Linked DNA regions of Homo sapiens: all the other regions are linked to region 1. Evidence: chromatin contacts called from ENCODE Hi-C or POLR2A ChIA-PET data. All regions are on one chromosome and are shown on one strand. The core of a region is the stretch at or near the end of the contact, and the rest is flanking DNA. Distances in the headings are between cores, read along the strand shown.

Evidence for each region. Hi-C counts contacts between places; a loop is a spot of excess contacts on that map. ChIA-PET counts read pairs that join two places held with the same protein, here RNA polymerase II (POLR2A). Pooled maps may share reads with other maps.
Region 2: a loop to region 1 is called in a pooled map, with 5 times the contacts of the local background. The contact joins the enhancer-like site here to the promoter of COX18 in region 1. A Hi-C loop is called at or near these places in 13 of 50 pooled maps.
Region 3: a pooled map shows a loop between it and region 1 (6-fold over the local background). The contact joins the promoter of CDKL2 here to the promoter of COX18 in region 1. A Hi-C loop is called at or near these places in 4 of 50 pooled maps.
Region 4: a pooled map shows a loop between it and region 1 (2.9-fold over the local background). The contact joins the enhancer-like site here to the promoter of COX18 in region 1. A Hi-C loop is called at or near these places in 1 of 168 maps with a recorded cell type or tissue (B cell) and 2 of 50 pooled maps. POLR2A ChIA-PET finds 5 or more read pairs at or near these places in 1 of 52 experiments (T-cell).
Region 5: a loop to region 1 is called in a pooled map, with 6 times the contacts of the local background. The contact joins the enhancer-like site here to the promoter of COX18 in region 1. A Hi-C loop is called at or near these places in 2 of 50 pooled maps.

The regions. Positions count from the first base shown.
Region 1 is chr4:73,068,419-73,071,118 of GRCh38, forward strand. It overlaps COX18 (cytochrome c oxidase assembly factor COX18), which reads right to left and starts at 1,298. Exons shown (of 6, transcript NM_001297732.2): 1 at 899-1,298. The coding sequence starts at 1,231. It overlaps LOC112268467 (a long non-coding RNA gene), which reads left to right and starts at 1,528. Exons shown (of 2, transcript XR_002959797.2): 1 at 1,528-1,611. RefSeq lists enhancers at 617-1,132, 1,067-1,586, 1,133-1,649.
Region 2 is chr4:70,708,252-70,710,951 of GRCh38, forward strand. It overlaps a transcript of RUFY3 not described here. Among named protein-coding and RNA genes, the nearest start is that of RUFY3, 12 kb to the right of the region's middle. Within about 2 kb of position 1,445, at least 2 of the 41 ENCODE cell types and tissues checked have a DNase peak (open chromatin) inside an H3K27ac peak, as active enhancers do.
Region 3 is chr4:75,629,250-75,631,949 of GRCh38, forward strand. It overlaps CDKL2 (cyclin dependent kinase like 2), which reads right to left and starts at 1,279. Exons shown (of 14, transcript NM_001330724.2): 1 at 793-1,279.
Region 4 is chr4:70,926,319-70,929,018 of GRCh38, forward strand. The region is part of intron 1 of MOB1B (MOB kinase activator 1B); the gene reads left to right. Among named protein-coding and RNA genes, the nearest start is that of MOB1B, 25 kb to the left of the region's middle. Within about 2 kb of position 1,338, at least 3 of the 41 ENCODE cell types and tissues checked have a DNase peak (open chromatin) inside an H3K27ac peak, as active enhancers do; they include B cell, where a contact is called at or near this core.
Region 5 is chr4:76,058,440-76,061,149 of GRCh38, forward strand. It overlaps a transcript of ART3 not described here. Among named protein-coding and RNA genes, the nearest start is that of ART3, 15 kb to the right of the region's middle. Within about 2 kb of position 1,437, at least 4 of the 41 ENCODE cell types and tissues checked have a DNase peak (open chromatin) inside an H3K27ac peak, as active enhancers do.

The sequences.
Region 1 (2,700 bases), core at 48-2,547:
TTAGATAAGAACTGCACCCTGGGCTTTACTGTTCCATCTCTACATTTCCTAGTAACGTAAGCGGAGAAAACAGCAGTTTGTTAAGAACCTTTAATACACTGTGATAGCCACAAATCAAAAGTAAAAATAGCATTTATTCCTGCCCTGTGCTCATTCTTCCTGTAAAATGGCTCACTGCCTTAATGTTGCTGCTGATTCCGTTCCTGTTTTGTTTCCGGTTTTTTTTCCCCATGCTCACAACCTGAAAACAAGAAAGCCACTATTTTTGAAATATCCCATTTGAATAATCAAGCACTTTAACCCGTATTATCTGACTTGCTCTGATAACGCTGTGAAGTAGGCAAGGAAGGTACTGCTAGCCTGATTCCTCAGAAAAAAGGATTCAGCATTAAAAGGTCAAGTAACTGCGACCAACCAGACACAGTCTTAGTCGGGTCTGGAGAGGAAACAAGTTCGCAAACTGTTAGTCTAGTAGTTTCTTCCTAATAAGAAAGACCAGCTGGAATACTTTGGGACGAAAGACACTGCAGACATACTGGCTATTAAAACTTTTAAGACATAAATTTTGTAGGTTTCGCCAACACAATTTCTTCTGCGACTGATTTCTTTGTCTCCGTTCCCCGAGAGCAAGTATAGTAACCACTTGTGCTTGGAGCACAAATCCAGTAAGACAAAAGAAATGACAGGTACACGTGTCACAAAGTATCTTATTTAACACACCTAATGCTAGTTCAATTTTTTTTAACGCTAAAATGGTCACAATGAAATGGTCACGATGATTAAACACTAAGCACTGCAGAAGGCAACATCGTGCGATCGAAAACCCTGAGTGAATGTCGGCCTTCCTCCGCCGCAGGGGTTGCAGCGCAGGGTACGCGCACGGCTCGGCGCCCCTCACCTTGGCCAGGATGTAGTGCTGGTAGGCTGCCAAAGGCAGCGTGACAGCACCCCGTAAGGCCACGGTGGAGAGCAGAATGCTGCCCCACCAGGGCAGGCCCGTGGCGGCGTGCACGCCGAGCAGTACTTCCTCCGCAACCCGCACCGGCGAAGACGCGGCCAGGGCCTCGTACCAGCCGTTCGCATGTACTGCAGAGACTGGTGCCACTGCCCACACTGGGAGAGTGGGGCGCTTGGCGCCGCTCGTAGGAACCGGCGCAAGCGGCAGGTCCCTAGCCCAAAGCTGCAGGGCAGGGAGCGGCCGCAGCCACCGACCGCCGAGCCGGCACAGCATTTCTGCACCACGGCGGAGCCCAGATCCCGGGCCTCACAATCCAGCGGACATACACCGGCCAGCCAAGGCTGATACGCGCACGCGCCAGCAACAGCGGGCATAAAGCGCATGCGCGCCTGCCTGCAGCCGCGATTGACCTTCCCAGTCAAGCCGGTGACGTCTTGCGTCGCAGTGGATGTGACGCAAGAGATAGGAAAGTCCCGCCTTTCCCACGCGGCACTGGACAGGCCTACTGCGCACACGCGAAAGTTTCCCGCTGCTAGGGTGTAGTTAGTCCGAGGCCGGACCAAAACTGCAGAGACATGGGTGGAGCCTGCTGCCCTCCGCCAGGCTGGGTGTTCTTTAGGGAGCTCTCGCCTTGTAAAGTTCATCTACACCGTGTAACTTACCATTCTTTTTCACTAAAGCTAATAGTCATTTGTAGTGGAATTATCCTTGCTCGGTTTTTTGTGACCAGAAGCTGATCCCCAACCTCTTTACGTGCACCTGATTGCTTCCGTTAGCGATTACGATAGATTATCATACTCAAGAGTCACACGTTGCTAAAGTACCTGCTTGTAGAGAGACGCATGTTTCTTGCTGACTCTGAGTGTTAAGCACGAGGGATAGTTCAGTCTCTTGTAGATTTAATTGGCCCATCTGTTCCAGTTAGTATTTGGACCACCAACTGCAAACTGAATTTCTTCGGTGTTTTGTCTTCCATGATAAATAGCAGCAAAAATCTTATAGTAAAAGTATCATCTCTTTATTTAAGGGAAACTATCACTGGCAGTACGGTGAATTCCTTGAGTTTACTTGTATCCTATATAAGCTTTAAAGAGCCTGAACAGCAGCACTGGCTGTCTTCTGGTTTAAAGGAATACGTTGAATCTACATGGACTATATAGTTTTAACTTTTGTGTTCCTGGAAACAACAAAATGGAATGTTGTGGAGGAGTTTCCTCACCGAAGGGTCACCCCTAGACTACAGACTAAAATATGTTGTGAGGAGTAAACCTTGATTTTTATTTATTTATTTATTTACTTACTTAGGAAAAGAAGCCTCCAACAATGTTGGGTAATGTCAAACGCCAGCTATTGTTTGCCCTTCACTGTGCACCTAACCAAGGGTACCCTACGATAACTTTCTCAGGATTCTGGAATTCATCTGCTTTCCAAACTGACTGATAAATCTATACATGAATTTTTAAATGTGTTTAAACACACAGCACAACACACACTATATATAAACTTTTTCTAAAAGAAAAACCTACCAATCTATTTCTTTATCCATTTATTAAGCTAACAAAAAAGCCATCAGTTGCTACTGACTACTGTTCAGCTGTTCATAATCTGAACAGAATTTTAAAGTTATTTTTGCTAGACACAGTGGATCACGCCTGTAATCCCAGCACTTTGGGAGGCCAAGATGGGAGGATACCTTAAGGGCAGAAGTTAGAGATCAGCCTTGGCAACATGGCAAGACCTCA
Region 2 (2,700 bases), core at 195-2,694, 2.4 Mb before region 1:
ACCTCTTCCTTCCAGGTTCAAGAGATTCTCCTGCCTCAGCCTCCCAAGTAGTTGGGATTACAGGTGCGCACCACCACCCCAGCTATTTTTTTTTTTGTATTTTAGTAGAGACCATGTTGGCCAGGCTGCTCTCGAACTAGACTCAAGTGATCCACCCTCCTCGGCCTCACAAGTGATGGGATTACAGGTGTAAGCCACCACACCTGGCCCCAAACAGTTTTTAAAAGACTTCTTAATTACGAGAATGGTACATGGACTCAACCTCAATGCCTAGTGAATATTACGATGACTGGCATCTGCCTCTTTAGCAACCCAATTTTTAACTCTCAGTAATGTATTTGCTAAAAGTATATAAAATATTATAGCTTTGAAAGACTGTGTATTAAGGTGGTATTATCTTTTTATTTTAGAAATCTTGAGTGTACTTAGAGGTTTTAAAAATTAAATTTTACATTTGAGTTCAGAAGCTCTGTTTTTAAATAACAGTGCTGAAGAATAGCAAAAATGTGTGAGACTGGAACGGTGGCTCAAGCCTGCAATCCCAGCACTTTGGGAGGCCTAGGCAGGAGTATCACTTGAGCCCAGGAATTGGAGACCAGCCTGTACATAAGCAGACTCTGTCTCTACAAAAAAAAAATTTTTTAAATTAAAAATAAGTTAGCTGGGTATGGTGGCACATGCCTCTGGTGCCAACTACTCAGGAGTCTGAGGTGGGAGGATGGCATGAGTCTGGGAAGTTGAGGATGCAGTGAGTCGTGATCACACCACTGTATTCCAGTCATGGTAATAGAGCGAGATGCTGTTTCAAAAAAAAGTTTGTAAATAGAAGGTAGCCTAAACTTTTCAGGGTTTGTCACATGAATTGTTTTGTTCCAAAATCTTGCAGGATATAATATCCATGAAATCAATCTGCTTCAATGCAGTGTGAAAGGAGACTTCTGATGTGCCTTGTTGAGGATTATGTCTCTTTCTGAGTCTTTGAGTGCTGGTAATCTGCTAGGTTTTTATACTTCTAACTTTAAATCTCATAAAACTCTCTGCCATGCCTTTTAAAATTTGATTTTATAAATGTACAAGTAATACATGAATCTATGCTCATTGTTTAAATGTTTCATAATACATAAGTACAGTTACAAAGTGAACTTTCCTCTTTGTGGACCTCCAGCACCCTCTCCCCGGTTCCTTATTGGAGGATGCCCACTTTTGAGTTTGGGGAGTTTTCATCCTGAACTTTTTCATGCATTTACAGACATGTATGTTTTTATATTTCGTGGTGGCTTTATCCTCTTGGTGTATGTATGACCTTCCATGCCAGTTTCTCAGCAACTACAATTTGTAAGGAGGATCTGCTTGCAGGCCATGGTGTAATACTTTTAATGCTTTCCTTTTCCATCCTGCCGTTAGAGATCGTCTTGTGAATGGACAGGATAGACAAAAGATGGCTTCCCTTTAGTGTTGGTTGGAAGAGTCACCCTGCTGTTTGCACAGTTAACAGCTTCTATTTAGTTATTCTTTTCTCCTTCCAACTCCCACAACTACGGCAAACATTGTTCAAGGCAATGCTATGCAAATAGCCCACATCCTTGCCCTTGTCTTTTCTCTCCCAGTTAAGGCAGTGTCCAAAAAAGTGTCCCACTCACCAAGTAGCAGCTTTCTGTATTTTTAAGTGCTGTTTTGAGATAGGAGGAAGGCTAGAAGAGGAATAGAAGAAAAAGAATCTTGAAAAGGACTGGCAGCGTTACTATGACTACCCACTACAAAGTTGAGTATACTTAACAGCGAGTGCCATGATTAAGCCCCGGATAGTGCAGAGAATGAGGTACCTAGAAGCCTTTGTCTCTGACAGATGCACTTGAAAAATCCATTGTATGGGGAAGGAGGTTCGAAATATACATGTAAACCCAGGAATTAGTGTTTAAGGGGAGAAAATTTATGCTTGCAGTTTCATTAACATATATACACACACAAGTATACAGATATGTATATATCATATATATTGCATGCATGCATGTATGTATGTGTAGATTGTATATGTGTTTGTGTAAAATATATATATTTTAGTTTTTCCTCTGTGGACATTTCTGTTATTGTCTCTCTTCTTTTTTAATTGTTTAGTAGTACTCTAGAAAACAGTAAAGGTCGGGTGCGGTGGCTCACGCCTGTAATCCCATCACTTTGGGAGGCCAAGGCAGGCGGATCACCTGAGGTCGGGAGTTCGAGACCAACCTGACCAACATGGAGAAACCCTGTCTCTACTAAAAATACAAAATTAGCTGGGCATGGTGACGCACACCTGTGATCCCAGCTACTCAGGAGTTTGAGGCAGGAGAATCACTTGAACCCGGGAGGTAGAGGTTGTGGTGAGCCGAGATTGCGCCATTGTACTCCAGCCTGGGCAACAAGAGTGAAACTCCATCTCAAAAAACAAAAAAAAAGAAAAAGAAAACAGTATACCTGGTCAGGAATTGAACACATGTTTTTTGTTTTATTTATTAAAATTTTTAATTTATATAAAGAGATATGTCAATGGGCCAGGCATGGTGGCTCATGCCTGTAATCCCAGCACTTTGGGAGGCCAAGGCAGGCGGATCACTTGAGGTCAGGAGTTCAAGACCAGCCTGGCCAACATGGTGAAACCCCGTCTCTACTAAAAATACAAAAAAATTAGCCAGGTATGGTAGTGCACGCCTGTAATCCCAG
Region 3 (2,700 bases), core at 29-2,528, 2.6 Mb after region 1:
CAATATTTGAAAGCACAAAGTGAACCAAAAAAAATGACTTTAAGCATGTCTGAGGTGTTCTGAAGCATATCCCAAGCTAACATTAATGCAAGTTGACTGCTTCAAGTTTATTCTCCCAACCAATTGCATATCTGGACACACCACATTGAACACACCTGCTTTTTCAAGTGACACTGTCCACAAATACTTTAAAAGTATCACAGCCTACAAAGCCTCCTGTTTCCTGAAACAGTTACTCATAAACTATAACTTCTCATGCCTTCTACTCTTGAACGGAAAGGTAATACAAACGAAAAAGAAACCTGGCCAATGGGCAAGGTGTTATTTCTGGATGGTTCTAAAAGCAACAATTTTGATAAAAATATTTGGAGAATGCTAATTTTTTATTTTGTTTAAGACAGATTAAAGGGCCGGGAGCGGTGGCTCACGCCTGTAATCCCAACACTTTGGGAGGCCGAGGCGGGCGGATCACCTGAGGTTGCGAGTTCGAGACCAGCCTAACCAACATGGAGAAACCCTGTCTCTACTAAAAATACAAACTTAGCCGGGCGTGGTGGTGATGCCTGTAATCCCAGCTACTTGGGAGGCTGAGGCAGGATAATCGCTTGAACCCAGGAGGCAGAGGTTGCGGTGAGCCGAGACCATGCCATTGCACTCCAGCCTGGGCAACAAGAGTGAAACTCCGTCTCAAAAAAAAAAAAAAAAAAAAAAAAAAAAAAAAAAAAAAAAGATTGAAATCTTTTATAGATCAAAGAACGAGATAATAGAAGCTTTAAAACGTACTATACTTACCGTTTCTTCAATCCGTTCGCATAGAAAGACCCAAAGGTTTTCAACTTGGAAACAAATTTGAGGTGAAATGCATATGGTTCGCAGGTCCAAAAGATGCTGCCTAGCAAACTAGCAATTCCAGCGCTGTTGTGATTTCTTCTGCGGACGCAGTCACGAGTCCAGGGCGAAGCAGGCAGGGAGGCAGGTGGGCCTCGGTCCGCCGCAAGCTCACACTTAGGAGGACCACGGGCCGCATGCTGTCGTCGTCAAGGCAACGACCTCACTCTGTCCCCAACCATAGGCACAAAGTCTTGGGAGACAGATACGGCCCAGGTCAGAATGCGTTCACGGCAGGCACCAACACCTGTGAAGGCCAAGGGCTAGAGAGCAATTAGCTGGGTGAGAGGCACCACCTCCCAGCTCGTAAGGCGCCCAGTACCTGGAGCCTGGGAACCTGCACCGCTCCAACTACCCCTGGGCGAAGGCGTTGGCCGCGGAGCTGCAAGGGGGGGCGGTTTCTCACCCGCCCCGAGAGCGCCAGGCCTCCCTTCTTCTGATTGGCCGAGCCGAGTCGTCACGAGCCATGATTGGCTCAGGGCCAACCACCCCGCCCCTTCACCTAGGGCTCGGCCCAGGTTCTGCTCCCTGACACGCAGAGGCCCTGCGTCCCCACACGCCTTGGTTCTCGTCAGGAGGCGCCTTTCTGCCTTCCCCAGCGGGAGGAGGCGATTGTGATGCCCACGCGAAGGGTAAAGGTGGCGGTTATGTAGGACTGCGAAGACTATGCAAAATGCGATACGGTTTCCCTCATAGCATCGCCGCTGGGGCAGGGGCGGGCGCCGGGCGCCCTGAGTCGCGTAGGCGCGGCCTGACCGGGATTCCATGCTTCCTTTCTGTTCTGGGCGGTGGGGCCAGTGTGAGCCAGGTAGGAGATAACGGTGACAGTTTAGGAGGTGATGATTAGTAGGCGAGGCAAGGTGGAAGAAGGTAGGTGATGACAGACCTGACGTTAGGAGGGACCTTGGGAAGGCCAGTCTGGCCATTGAAAGTGAGGGAAAACACTGAGATGGAGGAAGGGGAAGAGAGGGCATGAGTGGAATGGGAAAGCGCTGGGATGGCTGGGGATCTGGAGGACACGCACAACACCCGCGTATGGCAGCCAAATGGGGTGGAGTTAGGGCTTGCGATAAAACTTGCCTTAAATGCAAAAATGCAGCTCAATCCACGACTGAGCAAGACTGGTAGGTCAGAATCATGCACAGGCTTAAATCACACAGGAACAGAGCTTACCCCATTTTCAAAGAATCTGAGGCAGCGAGGAGGCCATAAGGCCAGTAAAATAACACTTTCAATCATGATAACTAAATGTTCATGATCATTTTGGTCTCGAAACTACTTTGATTTAGGGAATAGAGTGTCCTGGATAGACAAATGTCTACCATATACCCTAGTCAATATTAAGGTATTAATCATTAATGTTAAGGTATTGATTCCTTCTTGTACATTAAGAAATAGACATTCTTTTTATAGTCTTTTGTGAGTTTGGTTAGTTTGCATTAATCTCCCAGTGGTTAATTACCTTGGTCAGACTGCTTAAAATCTAGTTCCTGAACCTGTAATATTGAGAACCAGACCTGAGGCCTAGTTATGGAAAGAATAGAATTATTTGGTCAATTCAAGATGTGACTCTTAGTGTAGCAATTAGCTCTGTCCTTAGCTGTGTCCAAGTTGCGAGAAGCCCTGTCCCATTTGGTACCTCTATAGGCTATAAGAGAATCTGATGAACTTCTTTTATATGGGGGTAGATTCAGTTTTGTTGGGCCTGAAGCTTAAGAACAAGAGCGCAAAACTATTTTACTTTTGCAACTTTATAATCATATTCAACCGTATAACATTTTAAGGCCCCTTCATGCAAGAGGCCTAGAAGCT
Region 4 (2,700 bases), core at 88-2,587, 2.1 Mb before region 1:
ATGAGTGAGGAAATCCGAGATTCAGAGTCTTTGGTCTGTCACTAGCTATGTGACCTTGGGCAGATGACTTAATTTCTTAGTTTCTATTTCCTCTGCCTACTGGAGGGTAACGAATGCTTCTTCCATTGGGTTAATGTGAGACTTGAATGACAGAATGTATATGAAAGCTTTTCATAAACCAGAGTCCTGTATAAACACTGTCATTATCTCCACTCATGAAATTCCCAAGCCCAGTGTATAAACTGTTTGTGCATTCCAGTTTTTTGTTTAGCTGTCTTACAAATGTATGGCATTATTGCATAATAAAATGAACATTTATTGAACACCTCCTGTGTGTAAAAGCGAAGTGTTAGGTGCTTGCTGGTGGTGGGAGGAGAAAGGAAGGGGTTTAGAAATAAACAAGATGTGCCGGGCGCAGTGGCTCACGCCTGTAATCCCAGCATTTTGGGAGGTGGATCATGAGGTCAGGAGATCGAGACCATCCTGGCTAACACGGTGAAACCCCGTCTCTACTAAAAATACAAAAAAATTAGCCGGGCGTGGTGGTGGGCGCCTGTAGTCCCATCTACTTGGGAGGCTGAGGCAGGAGAATGGCGCAAACTCAGGAGGTGGAGCTTACAGTGAGCCGAGATTGTGACACTGCACTCCGGCCTGGGCAACAGAGCAAGACTCCGTCTCAAAAAAGAAAAAAAAAAAAAGAAATAAGATGCGGTCTCTGTCCTCAAGAATCTTAGCACTGGAGACCAGCGTGTTACATAGATGTGCTCCTTAATGGTTGTTTTAAACTCTCAGTTCCAAGTCCACTGGCTAATGATGGTTAAAGACCCTTGCACTGCAAGATATTGCATTGAGTATACAAACTTTCTTGGGTGTATGTGTGAAATAATTGCAGTCTGTGTTCATCAAAAATTAGGAATATAAAGAAAAAAATTGCTGTCAGCCAGGCGCAGTGGCTCATGCCTGTAATCCCAGCACTTTGGGAGGCTAAGGTGGGCAGATCATCTGAGATCAGGAGTTCGAGACCAGCCTGGCCAACATGATGAAACCCCCGTCTCTACTAAAAATACAATAATTAGCCAGGCATGGTGGCACTCGCCTGTAATCCCAGCTACTTGGGAGGCTGAGGCAGGAGAATCGCTTGAACCTGGGAGGCGGAGGTTGCAGTGAGCTGAGATCATGCCACTGTACCCCAGCCTGGGCAACAGAGTGAGAATCTGTCTCAAAAAAAAAAAAATTGCCGTCAATACCACAGTTATAAATATGTGTAGTGCATTCACCTATTCAAAACAGCAAGAATTTTGCCGAATTGAGCTTCCGGTTTTTAGTCAGATGCTGTTTTTATTGTGTGGATGCGGGGGCCTCCCCTGCTTGTTCTTGGCATTGCTGCCACTGCTGTTCCACTTTAGCATCTTGGTTTTTAACATGGAGGGGAAGTGGTAGGAATCCTTCGGTGCACTCGCTTCCTGTAGTTCACTTGGGCATTTCAGGTAGATATTGGAATGGGCTGGAAGTGGTCTGCAAAACTCCAAGGCATAGAAGGCCTCCCTGAGATGTTTGCTTACCACTCCAGCCTCATCCGTGCCTTCCTGCTCTAACATCCCTCCCCCACAGTGTTCAGTGATTTTATTTGCATTTCTCTCAACCTGCTTTGCTCCATCTTTCTGCCTTTGTAAATGCCGTTCCTGTTATTCTGGCTGTTATTCTTCTCCTCCCCACCCCCATTTCTTTAGCTCAGGAGCCAACTTTTTCCCTGGCCTGTGCCCCCTTCCCAGTTTGTTAGATACCATTTCAGTGCCCTTTATAGTCCTTATCATAGTCCTTTCCAAAAAGACATTGTACTCCACCCACTGTCATGTGTATGATCTCTTTGAAGATGGGGCATTTTCAAAAAATGTTTGTTTTAAATCTCTACCACCTAGCATAGTGCCTCTTAGTAACAATTTTTTTTCCTGACTAATCAATGACATTTTCAAGAATTTTGTTTTTTTTTTTTTTGAGATGGAGTCTTGCTGTGTCACCTAGGCTGGAATGCAGTAGTGTGATCTCGGCCCACTGCACCCTCTGCCTCCCGGGTTCAAGCGATTCTCCTGCTTCAGCCTCTTGAGTAGCTGGGATTACAGGCGCGTGCCACCATGCCCGGCTAATTTTTTGTATTTTTAGTAGAGATGGAGTTTCACCATGTTGTTCAGGCTGGTCTCGAACTCTTGACCTCGTGATCCACCGCCTCAGCCTCCCAAAGTGCTGGAATTACAGGTATGAGCCACCACACGTGGCCTGACATTTTCAAGAATTTCATCACGGGTGGTGAGAGTATGAGTGATTCTCCTCAGTCTGTTGTATGTTTTTCCATTGTAAAGATTTTAGGGAAAATATTAAAAGGTGGCTACTGTGCACAGAAGAGTTTAGAATACCTATTTATTGGATTTTTATAATAAAAAAACTTTTTTTTAATAGACACGGGGTCTTGCTATGTTACCTAGGCTTGTCTTGAACTCCTAGGTTCAAGTGATCCTCCCACCTTGGCCTCCCAAAATGCCGATATTACTGGCGTGAGCCCCTGCACTCAGCCTTATTTATTGTATCTTTATCACATAGTTTTGTAGAGACCTTCTTTACAGGATTGTCATATACCAGGCACAAGTTTCCTATTTTCCAATGTGCCCTGTAAATTGTGTTCCCTCTACCAGGGAATGAGAGTGC
Region 5 (2,710 bases), core at 187-2,686, 3.0 Mb after region 1:
GCTGTAAAGGAAGAATGACTTTGAGTTAAATAGAGAGTTGATTAAATGCATATATTGACAGTTACTGACTCAGTAAGCTTCATAATTCTAGGAATCAATCACTGCTGATTCATATGTTTAGATATATTCATTTCTGTCTTTCTGTTTCTTAGGCCAAAAAGAAAAAAGAAAACCAATATTTAAGAGGTGAGAAAAGTAACAGGAATTTCCTATCTATTTATACACATACACACAAACACAACAAACCTGTAGTCTTTGCTGCAGAAGCAGCTTGTTTTTCATTCCATAGGGTATTTTTTTTTCTGTGCATTGAATTAAAATTTGTAAACAGCAGGAATTGTGGCTTGTTAAAAGAAAAACCTTAGACAAATTAAATTTAGCAGAGCTTAATTGAGCAAAGAATGATTTGTGAATTGGGTAGCCCCTCAACCAGAATAGAGAGGTTCCAGAGCTCTGTGTGGTGAAAGAAGATTATGGATAGAAAAAGGAAAGTGACGTAGAGAAAATGGAAGTGAGGTACGGAAACAGCTGGATTGATTACAGCTTGAAGTTTGCCTTATCTGAGCATAGGTTGAACAGCTGGCTGTCCTTGATTGGCTGAAACTTGGTGATTGGCACAAGAGTAGATTACAGTCTGTTTACACATCCAGTTAGGTTACAGTTCACTGTGTATGAAGAAACCTTTAGGTTATAGTTCACAATGTATGGAGAAACCTTTAGGTTATAGTTCACAATGTATGGAGAAACCTTTAGACTGAACTTAAAATATGTAAAGAGACAGCTTTAGGCTAAACTTAATTTAACAGACTTTTTGGTTGCCTTTGGATTGGTGGGGCAGGGGAAGAATCTAATAGCAGATATTTGCTTTGCAAGGTCCAAAGATCAATTTTGTTTTCTTGCTGTCTTCTCGTTATTTTCTCTTGTTTTTTTTTCTTTTTTTTTTCCTGAGCTTTATTTGCATCTCCAGTCCTTTTCTCTATCCTTACTTTTTAATTGACTATAATATGGAATTGAATTTTTTAAAAAATCTGTTAAATTTATTTTTAAAAGTTTATTTCTTGGTCTTGCATTTAAAAGGCTGTGAATTGAACCTTTCTTCTTTAACTAAAAAAAACTGTAATTAAGTGGCTTTTTTCTTAAATATGTTCTCAACTAATTTTCCTCCTTGTAGGTAGCTTAAAGGAAAAAGAAATGTCCTTTCAGTACTCTCATTACATATTCAGGCAATCCCAATTTGTATGGACAACTAAATTAAAGTAACAAGTGACTCTGACAATTTAGAGAAATGAATTAGTAAAGTTTAGTAGCATTAAGCACAGGAGGATTTACTTAAGAGAAAAAGCAGGCAAACTTTATAAACACAAGTTGGAGAACTATCAAGTTTGTACATGTCTCACAGAGATGAAGAATACAGAATAAACCACTGGCCAAATATAAGTTAGATATGTAACACTAACACATAGAATTAGCAAAGAGGATGTTGTGGGTTTATATGGAAGAAATCTGTTTGTGAGTCACTGGTTAGGAAATCAGAACCTACTTTCCTATAGATGTCAAATGGTAAGGGTGATTGTTCAGTCTGAGAGGTCCCTCCAGGGCAAGGAACCTTGTCTAATTTATCTTCCATCTCATCCTGTTGCCTTGCATGGAGTCAGGTCTTAAAAAACTCATTTCCGTAGTTCCTGGTTTATAAAGTCTAATTAACATGTAAGATACCCCAAATTCAAGCCTTTGTCCTATTTTCTTCTTAACCTACTGATGTCAGATGTTTTTCTATTTTGGAACATAATACTGTTGTAGAATATTGTGGAATCATAAGTTACTGATTAAGTTACTGATATCATAAGTACATTGGTAATATATAACCAAGCCCAAAGAACCCTTATTTCATATCAGTTTGATTTATTTTGGCTGTGACAATCAACTGTTTTCTCTCTCATGAAAATCTCTTTTCTTGAGGCTTCTTATTCTCCTTCTCAATCTCCTTCTTGAAATCTTGTCTCTCTCTGCACCTAAATGCTAGTGTTCTCTAGGGTATTATGCTCTCTATCTGCAAGCCTACACACCTATTGGCTAACATGGTAGGCAGAATAATTATTCCCCAAAGATTTCCATGCCCTAATTCCTGGAATCTGTGAATATGTTATATTACATGGCAAAAGGAACACTGGACTTATATTATGGACCTCAAAATACATATATACATTGGGTGGACCCACTGTAATAACATGGGCACTTAAAAGAGGAAGAGGAAGACAGAGCAGTCAGTTAGAGAGATGCAGTGGAAGAGGCAGGAGGTATTTGATTATGAGAGATTCCACTTGCTGTTATTGGCTTTGAAGATGGAGAAAGTGGACCACAAACCAAGGAATGTGGGTGGCCTCTGGAGTCTGTGAATAGCCCTCAGCTGACAGTCAACAAGGAAACACAGGTCTCAATCTTAAGTCTTCAAGAAACTGCATTCTGCTAACAACCCGAATGAGCAAAGAAATTGATTCTCTTTTAGACTCTCAGAAAGTAACTTAGCCCTGCCAACACTTTGATTTTAGCCTACAGAGATCTATGTTAGGCTTCTGATCTAGGAACTTTAAGATAAGAAATGTGTATTATTTTAAGCCACTAAGTCATGATAGTTTGCACAGCAACAGTAACAAACTATTGCAGCTAATGACTCTCAAATTTAAATGACTATCTCAGATCTTTCTCTGAA